3 separate regions of the Homo sapiens genome follow, and all the other regions are linked to region 1. A link is a contact called in ENCODE Hi-C or POLR2A ChIA-PET data. All regions are on one chromosome and are shown on one strand. Each heading gives the region's core, a stretch centred on a gene start or an enhancer-like site at or near the end of the contact. The rest is flanking DNA. Distances are from core to core; before and after follow the strand shown.

Region 1 (3,246 bases), core at 323-2,822:
AAGCAGATAACACACCATTCTGAAATTAAAGAGCCAAAAGCCACCCATCCTAAGTCAACTCCGATATCTTAAATCAATACTGCCTTAATACTGTCAGAAGCTTGTTTTTCGACTTAGTAAATAAAATTTTTTAAAAAGTTAAGTCAAAGTCACAAGGACCAAAAAGGAATAGACTACCCTAAATGAAATATAGAAAAAGACAAGTATCTATTATCCTGCACACAGATGAACAACTATTTGTTAAATATATCATATTGCTCAATATCAAAAAGTCAACTCTCCAAAACAGAAACCAAAAGTAAACTAACCAGAGATGTCCACATAATACACTTTGGCTCTTGTTACTAAAATGATTTTTCAAACCAAGTTATGGAGCCTGGAGAAAACAGGACTACTTCCTCCCAGAATATAAAGTTTCTTCAATTACGGAGGCAAAATGTGGCAAAAGCAGCTATTTTGCAAACAGGTGGTTTGCAAAACTTTTACTTAAGCCGCCAAAAGGACTGACGAAAGGAAAATTTTGTTATTTCTAAAGAAAACACACACACACATAATTTTCTACCAGAGTAGAAGACTCAAATAAAGAAAAGCCCCAAACAAAACAGAAAACTAAAAATCAGTTTGTCTTAGCTCAAAAGTGCTGACCTAGGTTTAGTATGTGTAAAATCACTGTTGATAATTAAATCCTTTTCATCGCATATATTAAGATACTAGAGAGAAAGGAAATGCCATGTCGTTTCAGGTAGGACCTTATTTACATAAAAAAAGATTTTTTTTAACAGAAACGGAGTGCAAGAGGGAATCAAAAACCGTTGAGAGGAGAGAAAAATACAGTTAGTTTTTCTGAGGGCACTGCATTTTTCATGTTCTGAATACTTCGTTCCATTCTCTCCATGTTAAATTATTTCATAAACAATACTATGACTAGAGGCGACTGCTACAGCTGACACACAGATGTTTTATTTCTATGCTTCACCTTTGCAAATAGCAGGATTCAGCTATTGGAAATGGGGGCAGTGGAGGTGTCCAGAAACGACATACAGGAGGTGAAGGGGTAGAACGTGTGGGAAATGGGCACTCCTACCCCCTAGAGTCCACCTCTCTGGAACTCCAGTGCTTCTTCAGTCACTGACATTCAGAGGAGGACAAGACAGGCTTCCTGAAATCTCTTCCGAAGTAAACAGGTCCCGACGCAAAGGGCAACCCCTCCAGTAGCGGAAAGTCCTCCCCTGAGCTCCCCGCCTGCCCACGCGGGCCTGTGGCTCCGCGCTCCTCCGCTCCCCCGCAGAGCTCCCACGGGGGAAACTTTCCCGCGTCTCTCACTCTCCGGGGTGCGGGGGCCGCGGGGGCCTCCCCGGCACCTACCCGCAGAGCACTCCCCACCACCCCGCCACCACCGACGAGCCGGCGCGAAGTCCGTACCTCGATGTCCGCCGAGTCCTTACTGAGCACAGGGGCCATGGCAGTGCCTACAGTCTCGAGTCTGCCAGTGACAAACCCTCCTTGCGTCCTCAAGCTCCAGCCAGAGAGCCAAGTGACAGCAGCCGGAGCGCGAGTCGAAAACAGGCAGACTAGGGCCGGCGGCGCGGGGGCGGAGCGGGCGCGGGGCGGCAACGCCCCCGGGGCGGGGCTGCGCTCTCGGTCCTGCGGCTCCCGCGCCAGGCACGGCAGCCGCAGCCCGGCCTTCCCAGTTCAGCCCGCTCCGCGCCCCAGCCTGCAAGCAGAAGGGAGGGAGGGAGTAGAGCACCCGCTCTGGGGACTGGCCTTTAATCTCTAAACTGCTAAAAACAGAGCTAGGCAGGCGGGGCCAGATAGGAGGGATCCCCAGGCAAAGGTAAAAGCAGTCCGCGCTCCAAGCAACAACTTGCACTTTTTCTTTTCTTCCACAGAAACCCCGCGAGATGTAGATACATTGTTTGAGGGGCAACTGCATTTTCAGGAACTCCTCAAGGATGAAATAGTAGATGTTCCTCCATCCATCCACCAAGTAGGTGGGCGGGGTTTGAGCTGCAGTGGAGGATACCAAAGCACCGGTCTTCTGAGAGTTCACAGCCCCAGCGGGGAGGGGAGGGAGGCGAGCAAAAACATCCACAGCCCGCAGCAGCATACAGGAAGTGCTGCAGGTGGTACATAATCAAGGTTGTCTTTTTGCAGGAAAGTCTCATTTTAATGGTTATTTTTTTAAATATTTTTTATTCTAAAACGTGAAACTCTTTTGAAAAGTTGCTCTTCGTTTTTGCTCTAGAGCTTGCTGAGGAGAAGGGAGAGATTTCCTGTAGAGTTGGTCCCAATCCAGAAAACATTCACCTCGTTTTTTGAGGATATGTGTACTCCAGACCTCTCTCCTTTTCTCCCCGCCCCCCCCCCACCCCTGTTAGATGCATCCCACCTCTCTTCTACCATAACACTTTCTACTTCCGTTAGGACATTTGCGGCACTCCTTCATGCACTTGGCTAGGTAGTGACACCTTGGAGTCAAGTATTTCTCCCTTATTATTTTTTCATTAGTCCATTCATCGTTTTATTCAACGAATATGTTTATTGAGCATTTTCAATATGCCAGACACAGACACTGTGCTAGGTTCTCCGGATATAGTCTTCAAGAATACACATCACTGTCATGGAGATTATACTCAAAATAAGCAAGTAAGAAAATGTGATGCCTGCTTGTAAGATAAAAGAAAAATAGGACAGAATAACTAGGGTATGGGTACCTTGCGTGGTTGAGAAGGCTTCTCTGAACAAACCATCAGATTACCTTCCAGAACCTGGAAATTACTAAAAGACAGATACATTTTTCTTGAATCAAATATTAACAGACACTAGAAAGTTAAATGGAAACCTTAGAATCATCTTTGACTCCTTTATCCTTATTGCCTCATTTAATCTATGCCCAAACTCTCAGAAGTCAACCTCCTAAATAGATTTTGAATCATTCATTTCTCCATTTTGCTGCATCCACCATGGTCCAAGCTACTGGTATTCTAGCTTCTATTCTTACCTCATATCCATACCAGATTGAGCTTTAGAAAGTATTAACTGGCTCATGCCATACAACGATACATCCACACACCCAGGTACCCATGGTATAAATCCTTCAATGGTCCATTGCAGTCAGAATATAATACAAACTCCCTAGTAACCGCTGAATAACCTGCTCTACTCCGCTTCTCCGCCACTCTTGCCCTGACTCATTATGTTCCAACCACAAGGTAATCTTCTCATCCTCCATCCACTTCTCTACCT
Region 2 (3,246 bases), core at 343-2,842, 2.4 Mb after region 1:
CCTGGCGCGGTGGCTCAGCCTGTAATCCCAGCGCTGTGGCAGGCCAAGGCAGGGCGGATTGCTTGTGCTCAGGAACTGGAGACGAGCCTGGCCAACATGGCAAAACCCGGTCTCTACAAAAAATACAAAAATTAGCCGGGTGTGGTGGCGCACGCCTGTAGATCCAACTATTTGGGAGAATGAGGCACGAGAATCGCTTGTACTCGGGAGGTGGAGATTGCAGTGAGCAGAGATTGAGCCACCGCACTCCGGCCTGGGTGACAGAGCGAGACCCTGTCTAAAACAAAACACACATTAAAAAAAAAAAAACCACAAACAAAACCTGCAATTGGCCCTCGAAGGGCTGGTTCCCTCAGTCAGCTCTGCACGGGTGCGCCCCCTTTCTCCCTAGAGGTCAACAAGCGACTGCGAAGGAAAACGCCGCCACAAGTTTCTTGCTGTTTCTGGAGAGACCTCTCAGAGCGCATGCTCTTCGGATAGTCGGTCTGTAGCGCCATTTTCGTATGGAAGGGACTGCACTCTGATTAGGTACAGCCTTAGGACGCCCAGCGTTCAAGTTGTTCAAACAGTACGTAGAGCCTCGCAGAGACAAGTCAATGGCCTCTTTTAGCGGGACTCCTGCCTGGAGCGCTTCAGCTGAGACTATGTAAAGAAATTCCTTTGTGTTAACCTTCCTCCTTGGACCAGTGGACTCTCCTCTCTCTCCTGTTCCCTCCGCGCCCGCCCAGGCTGGCTCAGCGGTCTCGCCCCGCCCCTCCGGGACCGGAGCACTGTAAAGATTAGGCATCTGTGATGCTTTTGCGCTCACATTGGCGGCCCAGATGAGAGGGCGTGGAGAACCAGATGGGAAACTTTTTGTCCCGTGAGAACAAAGTACAAGTTATATCAGAGTCTGGTATGTGTAGAGGAAACCAATACATGTACTGTGAGCTAGGAGCTGGTGCTTCTTTTTCAATTGTATTTTTTATAAAGATGCAGACCCCCTCAGTGTTGGGCGTGGGGGGTGGCTGAAATGTTAGCTAGAGGCGAGGCAGGGCACGGAGATCTGAGGTTTTTACGAGTGTGTGTGTGTGTGTGTGTGTGTGTGTGTGCGCGCGCGCGCGCCCTACAAGAGTTTAGAAGAGCATGGGTGAGTGGGCGAGAAAGAAAGAGAATGAGAGAGAGAGAGAAAAGAAATCTGGAGTGGGACAAGACTTAGAGGGTGCAGAAAAGAAAGGGGGCGCCAGCACATCCTAGCCTCCGAGGCCGCGACAGCGCCTTTGGCGATGTCCACTCTCAACCCCGCCGTTTCATTCATAAGTTTCTGGCCTACAGGCCCCGCCCGCTCCCCTGGGCCGAGGGCCCCGTTTCCTGAACAGCAATTGGTGGACGGCAACAAAGCCTTAGCAACCGGCTCCTAGTGACCCGCGGGGCGCCTGGTAACTGGGGCTGCTGCGGAGAAAGGAGCGGGGCTGTCCCTTTAAGGGATGGCCGCGGAGTCGTGAAAGTGGAGGGGGCTGAGGGAGGGCGGGGAGGAAGGTCTGGGGGCGGACCCAGGGGGAGGAGGAGGAGGAAGAGTAACTGCTGAAAGGAGGTGGCGAAGGAGGATCCGGAGCAGCTGCTGCCAGCCCGCGGGCACTGAAGTCCTCCCGGCTGCCGCTCGAGTAGCCACGGGCGCGATCGGGACCAGAAGTCTCCTCCTCCATGATCACTTTGGAAGCCGGGGGAAGACTTTGCCCTGCCCTGAGAGCTGGTCTGCGTTTCCCAGGCGCGGCGGCGGCGGAGCAGCAGCTGCAGCAGCCGAGTCCAAATAGGAGCGGCCACAGCCAGGGGCGTGAGCGCCCCGCGCGGAGCGAGCTCGGGTTCCCCTCGGAATGTCCCCGGGGCGCCCGGCGCGCTGACCCCGAAGCCGCCTCCGCCTTCGGCGCCTGCTGCCTCCCTCGGCCAGGCTTGTTGTTCGGGACTGTGAGCTTCCTGGCTCCTGGGCAGTGGGGAAGCCCCCGGGGGCGAGTGACTTCAGCTGGCCACGACCCAGCCCTCCCCCGTGCGTATCTCGCTTAAGATGGCAGCGGAGTCAGGGGAACTAATCGGGGCTTGTGAGTTCATGAAAGGTGAGGAGCAGCCGCCCCGCATCTTCCAACGCTTTCTTGCCCCCAACTCTTCACTTCCCGCGCCACTGTCCCCACCTTCTCCTGAGGCTGCCAGTGTCCTGCAGCCGCTGCGCGCGCTCTCGTCCCCTCTAGGGACTCTCCTTTCTCCGAGGACCCCCTGCTTCCGGCTTCTCTTTCTTGTGTCCCTTGCTCCCTCTGCAGCTCCCTCGGATGGCCTCTCGGCCTCGTAATGGGACAGCACCGGCTTCTGCCCGTACTCCGGCACTCAGCAGCTCATGGGGAGCCTGCTCCGGATGCTCACCGGTCACCTTTACTCCACCATCGCAGGCTTCGGTTTTCGGGACACCCCCAACCACACCCCCCAAGTCTCTCTCCCTTCCTCTTTTTCAAATCTCCGAAGCTGCGTCGGGAGGCTCACCTCTTTCTTCCCCTTCTCGCAGCTGCTGAGGTCTGGAGATTTGGGAACCAAACTTGCACCTCCAGTTCTGCGGGTACCCCCAGCTCCTGCCTACTCTGCTGGCCTGAAACAAGGGAAATGTGGGTGCTCTGAGCCCCGCTGAGTTCCTCGGTCAGGTCCTCCTCTTGCCTAACTGTTGTGCTCTTGAGTCTCTAGCTTTCTGGGAGGGATGAGGTTTCTGCAAGAATTCCACGTGTTAATGGGGTCTTTAAATTGTGATCCTTCGTATGTTACCACCCACCTTCACTTCCACTTCTCTACTTCTCATATGTTTTTTCTGTCTTTTAAACTTGTCTTTCAGATCGGTTATATTTTGCTACTTTAAGGAATAGACCAAAAAGCACAGTAAATACCCACTATTTCTCCATCGATGAGGAGCTGGTCTATGAAAAGTAAGTTTATGTTTTGTTTTTTTTTCTCTTGGCCATTCAGCTTGTTCTTTGACGAGGAAACACTATGCACTTTTATGGCAGTTTTATTCATTTCCCCCCCAATGATACGAGTAACAATATCAATTTTTTAAGACTCAGGTGCCTGGGGAGAAGTTCAGAGAAAATTGACAGAATTTGAACCTTTCAACACTTCAGTTCTTTTAGACATCTATCTGTTTTAGTTCTTCCTACCACCACAACAAACAGCAACTGGAGATTCCTAACATTCCCCAGAGTAGGACCAGGGAGACACACTGTCATTGCCAGA
Region 3 (3,246 bases), core at 479-2,978, 2.3 Mb after region 1:
TTTGCCTTGTGATCTTTGTTGGACTCTTATAAGTAGTTCTGCTTTTGCCCTTTGTCCTGTTCCCTCAGAAGCATGTGATCTTTGTTAGACCCTTACTAGTAGTAAGGTCTTTTTGCCTTTTGAAGCATGTGATCTTTGTACTTTTGTACCTACTCCCTGTTCTTACACCCCCTCCCCTTTTGAAACCCTTAATAAAAACTTGCTGGTCTGAGACTCAGGCGGGCATCATGGTCCTACCGATATGTGATGTCACCCCCGGTGGCTCAGCTGTAAAATTCCTCTCTTTATACTGTCTCTCTTTATTTCTCAGCTGGCCAACACTTATGGAAAATAGAAAGAACCTACGTTGAAATATTGGGGGCGGGTTCCCCCAATAAAGATGTCAGATAGGGGTACAGCTTTTTTATATTCCATCCCTACCATCATTGCCTTACTTCAACTTCTGATTATTTCTTGCTGGATAATTGTATCATTGGCATTTCTCCCTTCAGGCTCTTAAGCCTCTTATTCACCCTTCTCCTACTGCCAAAGCCTTCATTTTAAAATGCAAGTATCATTACTTCTCTGATTAATATCTTACGGCAAATTCCAGATTTGGTTAAGTACATAGTCTGTGTGTTCCCTAAAACATTCTCTGTCGCAAAGCAGCAGAGCGTTGGGATTACCAGACAGTGGTGTTCACATCAGACCACCCAGGTTCACATCTCAGTCTTCTAGTTAAAATTGTGTGACCTTGTAGCAAATTGTTTAACACAGGAAGCTGTAAAACAGTAAAAACAGTAAGTACTTTATCATGTTATGAATGCATGCAGTGCACAACACCTAAGTGCTCAATAAGTGTTGCCTGTTATTGTTACAGTATATTATTAATATATTGTAATTGTCCCCATAATAAACTCTAAATACAGTACATGTTAATTATTATTGAGGATGACATTGTAATTGATTACGTCTCAGTCTCTCCATTATACCTCCAATAACTTCGGGGGTAGAAGCTGAATTACTCTTTTTTGCTTCCCTAGAGGTTTACATATTATTTGGTACTCAATTATGTAGGAACTGAGCCACAGGCAGAACCAAGAAGCTGGCTATTGCTTCTGCCCTCGCCTGAGGTGAATTGTTAGCTGCACTGTTCCTGGGAGTCAAGAGCTTGCACTCACTCTCAAGCAAAATGGCATAACTTTGGCTTTTCAGAATATTAAACTAGTGATTCTGCCTTTCCCGCCTCTCAAATAAATGGTGTGTCACCCTAGAAAGAAAGATAACACACTCCGCATACACAAACACGCACACCGCAAGGAACCAAAGGCCAAGAGTATCAATGTACCAGGGCGCACACACTTCGAGAGACAGGTTCGGTGCATCGCAGGATCCCAATCTTTCTTGCATCTTCAGCTCTAAAAGTCGGCACCTCGGGGTATGCCAGGATCCTCGAGAAAACAGATATAAACACATATTTACCCACAAAACAGAGATAAAGCACAAGCCTGCGGGATAACTGGAGGAGTTATCTTACAGTTGAGACTTTCTGCAACCTGCAGATTTTGCCGTGCCCAGGGCACAAGTTTTTCAGGGCTCCTGGGCACCCCCGCGACCGTCATCTCACTTCCCCGGCAGCTTCCTCGCCCCGACCGCAGTGTTCCCAGCGCGGCTCCTTTAAGCCGAGCTACGCGCATGCGCACTGACTGCGGAACTGGGCGAACCCGGGGGTTCGTTTCTGCTGACTCCAGTGTCCCGAGAGGCGCCGCTTCTTCCGCTTTCTCGTCAGGCTCCTGCGCCCCAGGCATGAACCAAGGTTTCTGAACTACTGGGCGGGAGCCAACGTCTCTTCTTTCTCCCGCTCTGGCGGAGGCTTTGTCGCTGCGGGCTGGGCCCCAGGGTGTCCCCCATGGCGGGGCCGCGGGTGGAGGTCGATGGCAGCATCATGGAAGGGGTGAGTACAGAGCGAAGCGGCCGGGGCTGCAGCCTAACTAAGGAGGGGAGCTCTCACCACCGGTGTGCTTACTTCTCTTCTCCCTGTACCCCAACCTTTGCAGGGCGGCCAGATCCTGAGAGTCTCTACGGCCTTGAGCTGTCTCCTAGGCCTCCCCTTGCGGGTGCAGAAGATCCGAGCCGGCCGGAGCACGCCAGGCCTGAGGTAAATCTGGCTGGAGGGGGAGTTGGGCCGTGAAGCTGGGGGATCGGGGGGTCGGGCTGCCGGGCTGGGGCATCGGGAGTCCGAGTGGTGGAACCCAGAAGGTCCCAGACGCAGGTATGGGCGATCCAGGGCGGGGCACTCTGCCTGGGCGGTGGCCTGGGTTGTAAAGTCTTGAAAGCCTGGAGGGGTGAGTTTAGAAATGGTCTCGAGTTTTCTCTGTTTGACTAAATAGTGTCATTTGCTGAAGAGCTAGCTTTTAAAATGTTTTCTCACCTCACCGGGCATTCCAAATATCCGAACAGCACGTATGAGCTGGCAAGATAGATAGGGCAGAAATGCTTGTGACGCCAGAGGAAACCCTGTTTTATAACCAGTGCATTCTGGTTCTGCTGTCAGTTTTAGAATCATAAAACAGGAAAGAATCCTGAGATGTGTTATCCCAGCCTTCATTCATACCTCCAGAGAGCTGTTATGACCAGAATTATCTGTTGTGGAGAGGGAAACACCTTGACATTTGACCTTATTTCTTCTGTCTGGGTAGCTGGGCATGCCACTAGTTGAGCTTCAGGTACATGCACCTGCTAGAAGAGGACCCAGGTTTGAAGCCACACTGATTGCTTTGTATGTATTCTGTATTTATTACATTTTAATAAATCAGCGGTCTCAGTCTTTTGTCTACAGTTTTGAAATTACCAAAAGGCAATTACTGATATGTTAATGTTAATTGCCTTTGTCATAGTTTGCAGCCCTCCAGTTCACCAACAGGGGAATCCAATTCATTAGGCTGTAGGTGTTGTATTAGTTTGCTAGGGCTGCCATAACAAAATGCCACACACAGAGTGGAGCTTAAACAACAGAAATTTATTTCCTCACAGTTCTGGAGGCTGGAAGTCCAAGATCAAGGTCCTGACAAGGTTGGTTTCCTCTGAGAGCCATGAGAAAAGGATCTGCTCCAGGCCTGTCTTTTTGCCTCTTCACATGGTGGTTCCTCTGTGTACCTTGCCCCTAGCGTCTCTGTATGTTCTAGTTTTTTTTTTTTTTATAAGGACACCAGTAAGATTGTATGGTGGCCTTATTTTAACTTAATTATCTCTTTAAAGGCTCTATCT

What was found. A loop is a pair of places that touch in the nucleus more often than their neighbours do. ChIA-PET counts read pairs that join two places held with the same protein, here RNA polymerase II (POLR2A). Pooled maps may share reads with other maps.
Region 2: a pooled map shows a loop between it and region 1 (10-fold over the local background). The contact joins the promoter of CDC14A here to the promoter of DPYD in region 1. A Hi-C loop is called at or near these places in 6 of 50 pooled maps. POLR2A ChIA-PET finds 5 or more read pairs at or near these places in 2 of 52 experiments (CD8-positive, alpha-beta T cell and naive thymus-derived CD4-positive, alpha-beta T cell).
Region 3: a loop to region 1 is called in a pooled map, with 4 times the contacts of the local background. The contact joins the promoter of RTCA here to the promoter of DPYD in region 1. A Hi-C loop is called at or near these places in 1 of 168 maps with a recorded cell type or tissue (CD8-positive, alpha-beta T cell) and 3 of 50 pooled maps. POLR2A ChIA-PET finds 5 or more read pairs at or near these places in 2 of 52 experiments (A673 and naive thymus-derived CD4-positive, alpha-beta T cell).

The regions. Positions count from the first base shown.
Region 1 is chr1:97,919,462-97,922,707 of GRCh38, forward strand. It overlaps DPYD (dihydropyrimidine dehydrogenase), which reads right to left and starts at 1,573. Exons shown (of 23, transcript NM_000110.4): 1 at 1,423-1,573. The coding sequence starts at 1,461. RefSeq lists a silencer at 1,379-1,778.
Region 2 is chr1:100,350,914-100,354,159 of GRCh38, forward strand. CDC14A (cell division cycle 14A) reads left to right here and starts at 1,593. Exons shown (of 16, transcript NM_003672.4): 1 at 1,593-2,090; 2 at 2,849-2,939. The coding sequence starts at 2,042. RefSeq lists enhancers at 350-779, 820-869, 2,120-2,429, 2,470-2,719 and silencers at 1,370-1,459, 1,490-1,539.
Region 3 is chr1:100,264,488-100,267,733 of GRCh38, forward strand. RTCA (RNA 3'-terminal phosphate cyclase) reads left to right here and starts at 1,729. Exons shown (of 11, transcript NM_003729.4): 1 at 1,729-1,933; 2 at 2,037-2,137. The coding sequence starts at 1,889. It overlaps RTCA-AS1 (RTCA antisense RNA 1), which reads right to left and starts at 1,687. Exons shown (of 3, transcript NR_110435.1): 1 at 1,517-1,687; 2 at 1,342-1,430; 3 at 255-760. RefSeq lists enhancers at 1,420-1,969, 1,538-1,897.